Regions from separate parts of the Homo sapiens genome. Here region 1 is linked to region 2. Evidence: chromatin contacts called from ENCODE Hi-C or POLR2A ChIA-PET data. All regions are on one chromosome and are shown on one strand. Each heading gives the region's core, a stretch centred on a gene start or an enhancer-like site at or near the end of the contact. The rest is flanking DNA. Distances are from core to core; before and after follow the strand shown.

Region 1 (5,669 bases), core at 157-2,656, 630 kb before region 2:
AACATTACCTAACGCATAGAAAACTCTTATTGAACCATTTTTCTCTGTTCTTTGTAAAATATTACATTTGACTGTTCCTTAGACTGCTTTAATCATTCCTGCCTATGCACCCTCCTCAAAATCCAGTTTAAATTAATTGTTCCTTATTCAAGATTCCTTATATCCACCTCCCTTGGGGCAGCAATCACCTATCACCCAGGACTACACTTGTGTATGTACATATCTTCCCTATTACAAATCAGGTTCTTTGAAAAAATACAAATGGTAAGAGAGTGGATTTTTGGAGTCAGAACATTCTCTTTTCAAATCCTTCTTCTGCCCCTTACTGGCAATAAGGGCTGAGTGACCTAGAGCAAATTACTTAACTTCTCTGAGCCTCAGTTTTCTAATCTGCAAAATAGGAGCCATCACTTCACAAGTCTGTAAGACTTATATTAGACTAAGTGCCTGCCTGTACACTGTTCTCTTTTCTCTCTTTCTATATACCTGAAGGCATTATAGGTGCTAGATGTCTGTTTAAAGACCAGACAATATTGTCTTAAAAAAACAAACAAAAACACAGACAATACCATCTTTAAAAAAAAAAAAAAAGTCCAGGTAAGAAATAAATAAGGCCATAGAATGGAAGCTTTACAAGGACTCTCTCTGAGACAGGATCTCCTCAAGTGTCCCCAGGTTAAATTAGAAGTATATATCCGTACAATTGTTCAGCCAGTTTGTGCACTGTACTGAGGATGAATGAACACCTATCCTAAATATCCTAGTCTTCTGACTAAAAACAAGATCATATTTCATAACGATTATTGTTACATTCATAGTGTCCCAGGTGATTTAGAGGATAAATAAAAATCCATTAAAGAGGTAAAGACATAAAAACGAGAAACATGGACTGGTTTACACATAACACATACAAAGTCTATTATAAAACTAGCATCAGTATCCTTGAATGCAAACCTTTTTCTGAGTATTTAACAATCGCACCCTTTAAAAAATGTACAATAGACATTAAGAGACTTAAACAGATATATAATCATTTTAAATTAAAATAGCGTTAAACAGTACCTCAAGCTCAATAAGCATTTTAAGTATTCTAATCTTAGTATTTCTCTAGCTGACATGTAAGAAGCAATCTATCTTATTGTATGCAATTAGCTCATTGTGTGGATAAAAAGGTAAAACCATTCTGAAACAGGAAACCAATACACTTCCTGTTTTATCAACAAATCTAAACATTTATTCTTTTCATCTGTTTACTCTTGCTCTTGTCCACCACAATATGCTATTCACATGTTCAGTGTAGTTTTATGACAAAGAAAATTTTCTGAGTTACTTTTGTATCCCCACCCCCTTAAAGAAAGGAGGAAAAACTGTTTCATACAGAAGGCGTTAATTGCATGAATTAGAGCTATCACCTAAGTGTGGGCTAATGTAACAAAGAGGGATTTCACCTACATCCATTCAGTCAGTCTTTGGGGGTTTAAAGAAATTCCAAAGAGTCATCAGAAGAGGAAAAATGAAGGTAATGTTTTTTCAGACAGGTAAAGTCTTTGAAAATATGTGTAATATGTAAAACATTTTGACACCCCCATAATATTTTTCCAGAATTAACAGTATAAATTGCATCTCTTGTTCAAGAGTTCCCTATCACTCTCTTTAATCACTACTCACAGTAACCTCAACTCCTGCCACAATGTACAGGATGCAACTCCTGTCTTGCATTGCACTAAGTCTTGCACTTGTCACAAACAGTGCACCTACTTCAAGTTCTACAAAGAAAACACAGCTACAACTGGAGCATTTACTGCTGGATTTACAGATGATTTTGAATGGAATTAATGTAAGTATATTTCCTTTCTTACTAAAATTATTACATTTAGTAATCTAGCTGGAGATCATTTCTTAATAACAATGCATTATACTTTCTTAGAATTACAAGAATCCCAAACTCACCAGGATGCTCACATTTAAGTTTTACATGCCCAAGAAGGTAAGTACAATATTTTATGTTCAATTTCTGTTTTAATAAAATTCAAAGTAATATGAAAATTTGCACAGATGGGACTAATAGCAGCTCATCTGAGGTAAAGAGTAACTTTAATTTGTTTTTTTGAAAACCCAAGTTTGATAATGAAGCCTCTATTAAAACAGTTTTACCTATATTTTTAATATATATTTGTGTGTTGGTGGGGGTGGGAAGAAAACATAAAAATAATATTCTCACTTTATCGATAAGACAATTCTAAACAAAAATGTTCATTTATGGTTTCATTTAAAAATGTAAAACTCTAAAATATTTGATTATGTCATTTTAGTATGTAAAATACCAAAATCTATTTCCAAGGAGCCCACTTTTAAAAATCTTTTCTTGTTTTAGGAAAGGTTTCTAAGTGAGAGGCAGCATAACACTAATAGCACAGAGTCTGGGGCCAGATATCTGAAGTGAAATCTCAGCTCTGCCATGTCCTAGCTTTCATGATCTTTGGCAAATTACCTACTCTGTTTGTGATTCAGTTTCATGTCTACTTAAATGAATAACTGTATATACTTAATATGGCTTTGTGAGAATTAGTAAGTAAATGTAAAGCACTCAGAACCGTGTCTGGCATAAGGTAAATACCATACAAGCATTAGCTATTATTAGTAGTATTAAAGATAAAATTTTCACTGAGAAATACAAAGTAAAATTTTGGACTTTATCTTTTTACCAATAGAACTTGAGATTTATAATGCTATATGACTTATTTTCCAAGATTAAAAGCTTCATTAGGTTGTTTTTGGATTCAGATAGAGCATAAGCATAATCATCCAAGCTCCTAGGCTACATTAGGTGTGTAAAGCTACCTAGTAGCTGTGCCAGTTAAGAGAGAATGAACAAAATCTGGTGCCAGAAAGAGCTTGTGCCAGGGTGAATCCAAGCCCAGAAAATAATAGGATTTAAGGGGACACAGATGCAATCCCATTGACTCAAATTCTATTAATTCAAGAGAAATCTGCTTCTAACTACCCTTCTGAAAGATGTAAAGGAGACAGCTTACAGATGTTACTCTAGTTTAATCAGAGCCACATAATGCAACTCCAGCAACATAAAGATACTAGATGCTGTTTTCTGAAGAAAATTTCTCCACATTGTTCATGCCAAAAACTTAAACCCGAATTTGTAGAATTTGTAGTGGTGAATTGAAAGCGCAATAGATGGACATATCAGGGGATTGGTATTGTCTTGACCTACCTTTCCCACTAAAGAGTGTTAGAAAGATGAGATTATGTGCATAATTTAGGGGGTGGTAGAATTCATGGAAATCTAAGTTTGAAACCAAAAGTAATGATAAACTCTATTCATTTGTTCATTTAACCCTCATTGCACATTTACAAAAGATTTTAGAAACTAATAAAAATATTTGATTCCAAGGATGCTATGTTAATGCTATAATGAGAAAGAAATGAAATCTAATTCTGGCTCTACCTACTTATGTGGTCAAATTCTGAGATTTAGTGTGCTTATTTATAAAGTGGAGATGATACTTCACTGCCTACTTCAAAAGATGACTGTGAGAAGTAAATGGGCCTATTTTGGAGAAAATTCTTTTAAATTGTAATATACCATAGAAATATGAAATATTATATATAATATAGAATCAAGAGGCCTGTCCAAAAGTCCTCCCAAAGTATTATAATTTTTTATTTCACTGGGACAAACATTTTTAAAATGCATCTTAATGTAGTGATTGTAGAAAAGTAAAAATTTAAGACATATTTAAAAATGTGTCTTGCTCAAGGCTATATTGAGAGCCACTACTACATGATTATTGTTACCTAGTGTAAAATGTTGGGATTGTGATAGATGGCATCCAAGAGTTCCTTCTCTCTCAACATTCTGTGATTCTTAACTCTTAGACTATCAAATATTATAATCATAGAATGTGATTTTTATGCTTCCACATTCTAACTCATCTGGTTCTAATGATTTTCTATGCAGATTGGAAAAGTAATCAGCCTACATCTGTAATAGGCATTTAGATGCAGAAAGTCTAACATTTTGCAAAGCCAAATTAAGCTAAAACCAGTGAGTCAACTATCACTTAACGCTAGTCATAGGTACTTGAGCCCTAGTTTTTCCAGTTTTATAATGTAAACTCTACTGGTCCATCTTTACAGTGACATTGAGAACAGAGAGAATGGTAAAAACTACATACTGCTACTCCAAATAAAATAAATTGGAAATTAATTTCTGATTCTGACCTCTATGTAAACTGAGCTGATGATAATTATTATTCTAGGCCACAGAACTGAAACATCTTCAGTGTCTAGAAGAAGAACTCAAACCTCTGGAGGAAGTGCTAAATTTAGCTCAAAGCAAAAACTTTCACTTAAGACCCAGGGACTTAATCAGCAATATCAACGTAATAGTTCTGGAACTAAAGGTAAGGCATTACTTTATTTGCTCTCCTGGAAATAAAAAAAAAAAAGTAGGGGGAAAAGTACCACATTTTAAAGTGACATAACATTTTTGGTATTTGTAAAGTACCCATGCATGTAATTAGCCTACATTTTAAGTACACTGTGAACATGAATCATTTCTAATGTTAAATGATTAACTGGGGAGTATAAGCTACTGAGTTTGCACCTACCATCTACTAATGGACAAGCCTCATCCCAAACTCCATCACCTTTCATATTAACACAAAACTGGGAGTGAGAGAAGGTACTGAGTTGAGTTTCACAGAAAGCAGGCAGATTTTACTATATATTTTTCAATTCCTTCAGATCATTTACTGGAATAGCCAATACTGATTACCTGAAAGGCTTTTCAAATGGTGTTTCCTTATCATTTGATGGAAGGACTACCCATAAGAGATTTGTCTTAAAAAAAAAAACTGGAGCCATTAAAATGGCCAGTGGACTAAACAAACAACAATCTTTTTAGAGGCAATCCCCACTTTCAGAATCTTAAGTATTTTTAAATGCACAGGAAGCATAAAATATGCAAGGGACTCAGGTGATGTAAAAGAGATTCACTTTTGTCTTTTTATATCCCGTCTCCTAAGGTATAAAATTCATGAGTTAATAGGTATCCTAAATAAGCAGCATAAGTATAGTAGTAAAAGACATTCCTAAAAGTAACTCCAGTTGTGTCCAAATGAATCACTTATTAGTGGACTGTTTCAGTTGAATTAAAAAAATACATTGAGATCAATGTCATCTAGACATTGACAGATTCAGTTCCTTATCTATGGCAAGAGTTTTACTCTAAAATAATTAACATCAGAAAACTCATTCTTAACTCTTGATACAAATTTAAGACAAAACCATGCAAAAATCTGAAAACTGTGTTTCAAAAGCCAAACACTTTTTAAAATAAAAAAATCCCAAGATATGACAATATTTAAACAATTATGCTTAAGAGGATACAGAACACTGCAACAGTTTTTTAAAAGAGAATACTTATTTAAAGGGAACACTCTATCTCACCTGCTTTTGTTCCCAGGGTAGGAATCACTTCAAATTTGAAAAGCTCTCTTTTAAATCTCACTATATATCAAAATATTTCCTCCTTAGCTTATCAACTAGAGGAAGCGTTTAAATAGCTCCTTTCAGCAGAGAAGCCTAATTTCTAAAAAGCCAGTCCACAGAACAAAATTTCTAATGTTTAAACTTTTAAAAGTTGGCAA
Region 2 (6,184 bases), core at 2,041-4,540:
ACTTATGAGATTGGCTGTACATAATATCACTGATTGCAAAATCCAGACAGCTTTGTAAACCAAAGTTTTTTTCATAAATAATTTGACAGCAAAATCTTGACTTAATCTGAATTAATTTAATAACAAAATCTGACTTAAACTGACATGAGGTTTTATATATATTTTTTGTTTGTTTGTTTGTTTGTTTTTTGAGACAGAGTCTCGCTTGGTCTCCCAGGCTGGAGTCAGTGGCGCGATCTCGGCTTACTGCAGCCTCTGCCCCCTGGGTTCAAGCAATTCTCCTGCCTCAGCCTCCTGAGTAGCTGCGATTACAGGTGTGCGCCACCATGCCCAGCTAATTTTTTTGTACTTTTAGTAGAGACAGGGTTTCACCATATTGGCCAGGCTGGTCTCCAACCCCTGACTTCGTGATCTGCCCACCTCAGCCTCCCAAAGTGCTGGGATTACAGGCATGAGCCACCGTGCCCAGCCCAAGGTTATATCTTTTTTATTCCACTTAGTGCAAATATTCATCCGTATATTTTGTGCCAGAAATAGTACTATGTTTTGCTATTGGATGCTGCTACTCAGTCCCCTTGGGGTTAATACCATAGTATATTCCTTTCATTATCTTCCTAAAATAGGAAAAATTCTGAAATACATCTTGCATCAAGCTTTTTGGATAAAGGATTGACAGCTTGAATTATTCCTGTTTTACATATGAGAAAACTCAAGGTGAAATGATTTGCCCAGATCTTTGAACCTAGGACTATTTGCCTTCAAGTCAAATCCCAAGAATGGTCAACATATAGGTGGAATATTTTAATTCAGATAAGCTGTTAAAAATAGAATCTGCCTAGACTATGTCAAAATGGTCAGCTTGGTGGAAAAAATATACCACTTGTTGTGATGTTATATATACTGATAGCAGTTCAAAAATGGCCAGTAGTTGATTGTCTGAATTAATAGCTTGTAATCAATTGTTAAGAGGGTTATTAGGCAGATGATTTATATCTTGAAACTTGTTTTAAAATCCCCCCAAAATGACTATTTTTAAAAACATGGCTTTTAGGTTTGTGTATGTTAAATCATGGAATTACAGGTGCTTAAAAATAGATTATCAAGCAATTACTTTAGTGAAATACTGTGTCATTAAATATAACTAATCACTGACAGGAAATTTATGTTTTTTCTTTAAAGGCATGATCACTGATCTTTTCATAGATAAATTTAAGTTTAAAGGCACCAATGTAAAAACTAAAGTACCCCTTCTATTGGAAATTCTGGACAGTTATGACCAAAATGCATTGATTTCATTCTTCGATGCAGCATGACATACAAATAAGGTAAAGTCCCAAAGAAGTGGTCTGTTTAAATGAAAAATGTTAAAAGAGAATTAGAAGTTAACTGTGTATGTACTTTAATTTCAAATGCTTTTTTATATCTAAAAATATTTGAGATATAATGGCTTTTTAAAGTAATGCTTCTATTTCTTTTGACAAATTGAACTTTCTAAAACTAAAAGAGTCTTTTTATTTTTAAAACACAAGTAGAATGATTTAAATAGGATTTTAATGAATTTTTGGCAAGTGGCTGTTTTAATTTTTAAATTGAGAAGTAATATGTGGAAAATTAAAATATATTCAAATGTATTACAAGGTACATAAACACATAAACATGTAGACCGCTTTATAGGCTTCAAAATGTATTTTTATATATTACCTTATTTGATCTTCACAACTGTTGTAAAATTTGTCAAATCATATAAGAAAACTGATTCTCAGTGAAATTTTGTGATTAAGAGGACATGCTAATATTTTGTAAAGCTGGGACCAGAACCCAAGTACTGGTACTTGCTTTGTGTCCTGGTTACTATGTATGTTGCCAGCTAGTGGAAATAACCTACCAATTGTTTTTTCTAGGAGATAGGATTGATTTGCAACTGATATTCCTTTTGCTTGGTAGTGTTTTATGACTCTGCTGCAGTTTGTGGAAATGCTGGACTTGGCTCAGTGCTATAAATTGTAGCCAGGAAATAAGAAGAGCTTACACAGAGTCGGGGGATCTTAATTAGACATGCTGTAACCAGTGGAGCTATTCAGCGTGCTTCAAGTGAAGAGTGCAGAAATAGTGATGCCATCTTAGATTTTCCTACACTAGTATCTTCTAGATCTCTTTTTATCATATATGACATTAAGGCTACAGAAGTTTTGTGCATTAATCTTAATTCATATTTATTAATTTCAAGGGAATATTGAAAGGTTTTAAAATGGCATACAGATAATGGAAAATAAGCTTTATGTTTCAAGAAGGGCAGACTCACGAATTTTTTAGAAAACAGTGCTTCTTAATGATATGCTATTATACTTATTAGTTATGTGCAAGCTTTGTATATTCTTATATTTATATATAAATATAAAAATTTGTTAAAGGCACGTATAGTTAAGAGAGTTTTATTTTAATAAGGTCATATTGTTTTTACTATGTTTAAAAAACTTTACTTCTGAAAGGAACATAATTATATCTAGGTCACTAGAACGTCATTGTGTTTTTTGTTGGTTGCCACAGCTTGGGGAAAAATAGAAAAAAATTAATGACTGTATTTGAATATTTTGTAATGCACTGCTATTTATTATATATATCAACAGTAGTTCAAGGTGCCATCTTAAATTAATTGCATCTTCATTAGGAAAAATAAAAAGCATAAAACACAATTTCTGGTTACTATGAATAAACGCCTAAATGTTAAGATGACATTACAGTCTTGACACTTGAGTACTGTATTACTATGTGAGCTCCGTGTTAAATAATTTATGCACATTATTTAATCCTAACAACCATATGACTGTAGTTATTAGTCCCTATTAACACATAAGAAAACGGAGAATCGGAGATACTGAAAAACGTGCCCCAGATTTTAGACCTTTGGAAAAAGTCACTTAAGCTAACTAGACGTCCCAGAGCTAAAGGCTGGGCAACCCAAATGATAGTCGCCAAAGTTTAATTCCGTTTAATTCCCTAAAAGGCTTAGAGTCAGCCTTCGGACAGCCTCGCTCACTAGGTGGCTCAGCTTAAAATAATCGGAAGCGTCGGGCCCTAAATCCTACCTCTCCCCGCCCCGCGCAGGCGTTTTCTCCCGCCCCAGCCAGTTTGTTTCTCCCTCCTGCCCCGCCCCTGCTCAGTTTCCTTTGGTTTACCCTTCACTCGCCTGCGACCCTGTCGCCTTGAATGACGTCAAGGCCGCGAGCGCTTTCATTGGTCCATTTCAATAGTCGCGGGATACTTGAACTGCAAGAACAGCCGCCGCTCCGGCGGGCTGCTCGCTGCATCTCTGGGCGTCTTTGGCTCGCCACGCTGGGCAGTGCCTGCCTGCGCCTTTCGCAACCTCCTCGGCCCTGCGTGGTCTCGAGCTGGGTGAGCGAGCGGGCGGGCTGGTAGGCTGGCCTGGGCTGCGACCGGCGGCTACGACTATTCTTTGGCCGGGTCGGTGCGAGTGGTCGGCTGGGCAGAGTGCACGCTGCTTGGCGCCGCAGGCTGATCCCGCCGTCCACTCCCGGGAGCAGTGATGTTGGGCAACTCTGCGCCGGGGCCTGCGACCCGCGAGGCGGGCTCGGCGCTGCTAGCATTGCAGCAGACGGCGCTCCAAGAGGACCAGGAGAATATCAACCCGGAAAAGGCAGCGCCCGTCCAACAACCGCGGACCCGGGCCGCGCTGGCGGTACTGAAGTCCGGGAACCCGCGGGGTCTAGCGCAGCAGCAGAGGCCGAAGACGAGACGGGTAAAGGGATGCGGGATATCTGCAGGAGGGTGGGTCGAGCAGGGTTTGGCATTGGCTTAGCAGGCAGAGAAGAGTGGCGAGAAGGCATGTCCTGGGCTTTTGGAAGGGGGCCAGGGTCTGGAGTGCAGTTGGTGCTGGTGTGTGGTTTGCCACAGTAGGAGTTCTCCCATATTAGCATCAGGACCCCGCCAACACTGTGTGTATGCTGCCGGTCTGCTCTCTATAGGGGGCATCTGCCTGTACATAATGGGGTCAAACCAAGCTCTAAAACGTGTAGTCTTCGCTCAGCTCCGCGCCTTTCTCTCCACTTTTAAACCCCAGGCACTGCTGTAGGACTCTGACCCCTATCCTCCTCACGCTTAAGAGATGACCTCTACTTTAGAAAAGCGTGTACAAAATACTTTGCTTTTGGCAAATTCCGCCATTTTAGCCGGATTTGCTCTGTTGCTCCACCCTCGGGCGACAGTGGTGAACCAACAATTTTTTTGCTGTCTTTCCTAAACTTGTCACGTATTGGCCTGTCACCCGACCCTTCTTGTGGCCCTGATAAGTTTTGCATAATTCCACCTAGTGTTATCTATTGATAGCCTTTGTGGGAATGCCTGTGACAAATGGGAACATCCCTTCTCTTTTGAATACTGAAACTCTTCTTTGTCCCAGAAAGTTTAATTCCTGATAGAGTATTTGGGAGAAAAAGCAAAGGCCAACACCCATAAGAGAAAGAATGCAAGACTAGTAGGCTCAAAGCCAGTTATTAATTTTTTTTTAGGTTGCACCCCTTAAGGATCTTCCTGTAAATGATGAGCATGTCACCGTTCCTCCTTGGAAAGCAAACAGTAAACAGCCTGCGTTCACCATTCATGTGGATGAAGCAGAAAAAGAAGCTCAGAAGAAGCCAGCTGAATCTCAAAAAATAGAGCGTGAAGATGCCCTGGCTTTTAATTCAGCCATTAGTTTACCTGGACCCAGAAAACCATTGGTCCCTCTTGATTATCCAATGGATGGTAGTTTTGGTAAGTTTTAAGGAAAATCTGTGTGGAATTACGGTAATTATAATTATTAGATGATATTAATGATTTGCATTTTAAGATGTCTTATGTAGTCATTTTGACTATAGTGAGTTAGGTTTAATGTAACAAGGCTTAGAAAGGATGTGACTTATCTCAGATCTCACAGCTAACACTTGACTTGGTGACATACAAAAAGATCCTTATCCAGTGCTCTTTCAGGTTCACTGCCAGTCACATCAATCTAATTATAATTAGATCTTAAATGCTTATTTTAATCTGATCCCATAAATGTGTTCTTGGTTGGGAGAATAGATTTCAGTTTTATTTAACTCACTTATATATCACTTAGTGCTATTTGAAGATGCAGTCTTAAATATTGTGATTACATAACGTCTCTTCCAGTTTTATAATTTTGTTTCTATAAAACCAGTCTGGATTAGCATCTGATACCAGAAAGTGACACTTTTCCTCCTACAAGTAAATAGTTGTACCATGGCTGTTTACTCTTACCCATGTATTAAAGTAGCTTCTGTAAACAGCTCTTTGCAGTTTGTACTATTTCTTTGCCCTAGGGATATTGAGTCACTGGACAGCTCACTAAATCCAATCTCATTTTAGTTTTAGTTGTATTGATTGTGAGGAAGGAGGGGTGAGCAGGAAAAGTCCTTTGGAAATAATAATTTGTGTGTTTTTATCAAAATTTTGCAGAAAATGTTTAATCTCAAGGTGATCTTTGAAGTGAAAGGAATAATGGATGATACTCTTTGCTTCAAAATAATTTATACTACAAAAAATAAATTATTTATAGTGTTAATCCATTTGCCCATAACAAACCTAATTTCTTAATAACACTTGTTAATAGAGGCCATTTAACTGATGCTAGCTATTGCCTACTTGTGCTTTATATATGTCAGACTCTGGGATCTGCAGTTTCTCTTGGGACAAATCTTAGATATTATCTCAAAACTTGGATTTTAAAAGTGTTCTGTCCTAACAGAACCACCATGCCATTTGCTCCTTTCTGTTGTGGAAGATGGATACTTTAAGATAATACCTGATTCTCATTTTCCTGTTAGGGGCCTACCAATATGTTTTTTTTTTTTTCCCTCATTAACTAAAATCATTCCAAAGTTCTATGTACAGAGATACTGAGACTAGGGTAAAATATTCTACATATTTTGTCATGAGAAGCTCTTTTTAGTTTGAAGAAATAAGTGCTTTGTTAATATGAGATTCCTTCCATGGCAGTCATTTTTAGCTATTAAACTAAATAGGCAAACAATTAATTTAATCATATCTTTTGAATTGTCCCAGAGTCACCACATACTATGGACATGTCAATTATATTAGAAGATGAAAAGCCAGTGAGTGTTAATGAAGTACCAGACTACCATGAGGATATTCACACATACCTTAG

What was found. Hi-C counts contacts between places; a loop is a spot of excess contacts on that map. ChIA-PET counts read pairs that join two places held with the same protein, here RNA polymerase II (POLR2A). Pooled maps may share reads with other maps.
Region 1: a loop to region 2 is called in a map of CD4-positive, alpha-beta memory T cell, with 2.3 times the contacts of the local background. The contact joins the promoter of IL2 here to the promoter of CCNA2 in region 2. A Hi-C loop is called at or near these places in 1 of 168 maps with a recorded cell type or tissue (CD4-positive, alpha-beta memory T cell) and 7 of 50 pooled maps. POLR2A ChIA-PET finds 5 or more read pairs at or near these places in 2 of 52 experiments (activated T-cell and activated naive CD4-positive, alpha-beta T cell).

What each region holds. Positions count from the first base shown.
Region 1 is chr4:122,452,462-122,458,130 of GRCh38, reverse strand. IL2 (interleukin 2) reads left to right here and starts at 1,406. Exons shown (of 4, transcript NM_000586.4): 1 at 1,406-1,837; 2 at 1,928-1,987; 3 at 4,278-4,421. The coding sequence starts at 1,691.
Region 2 is chr4:121,820,989-121,827,172 of GRCh38, reverse strand. It overlaps CCNA2 (cyclin A2), which reads left to right and starts at 3,290. Exons shown (of 8, transcript NM_001237.5): 1 at 3,290-3,757; 2 at 4,527-4,770; 3 at 6,082-6,184. The coding sequence starts at 3,545. BBS7 (Bardet-Biedl syndrome 7) reads left to right here. Exons shown (of 19, transcript NM_176824.3): 19 at 1,180-2,844. The coding sequence ends at 1,313. RefSeq lists enhancers at 3,442-3,511, 3,702-3,751.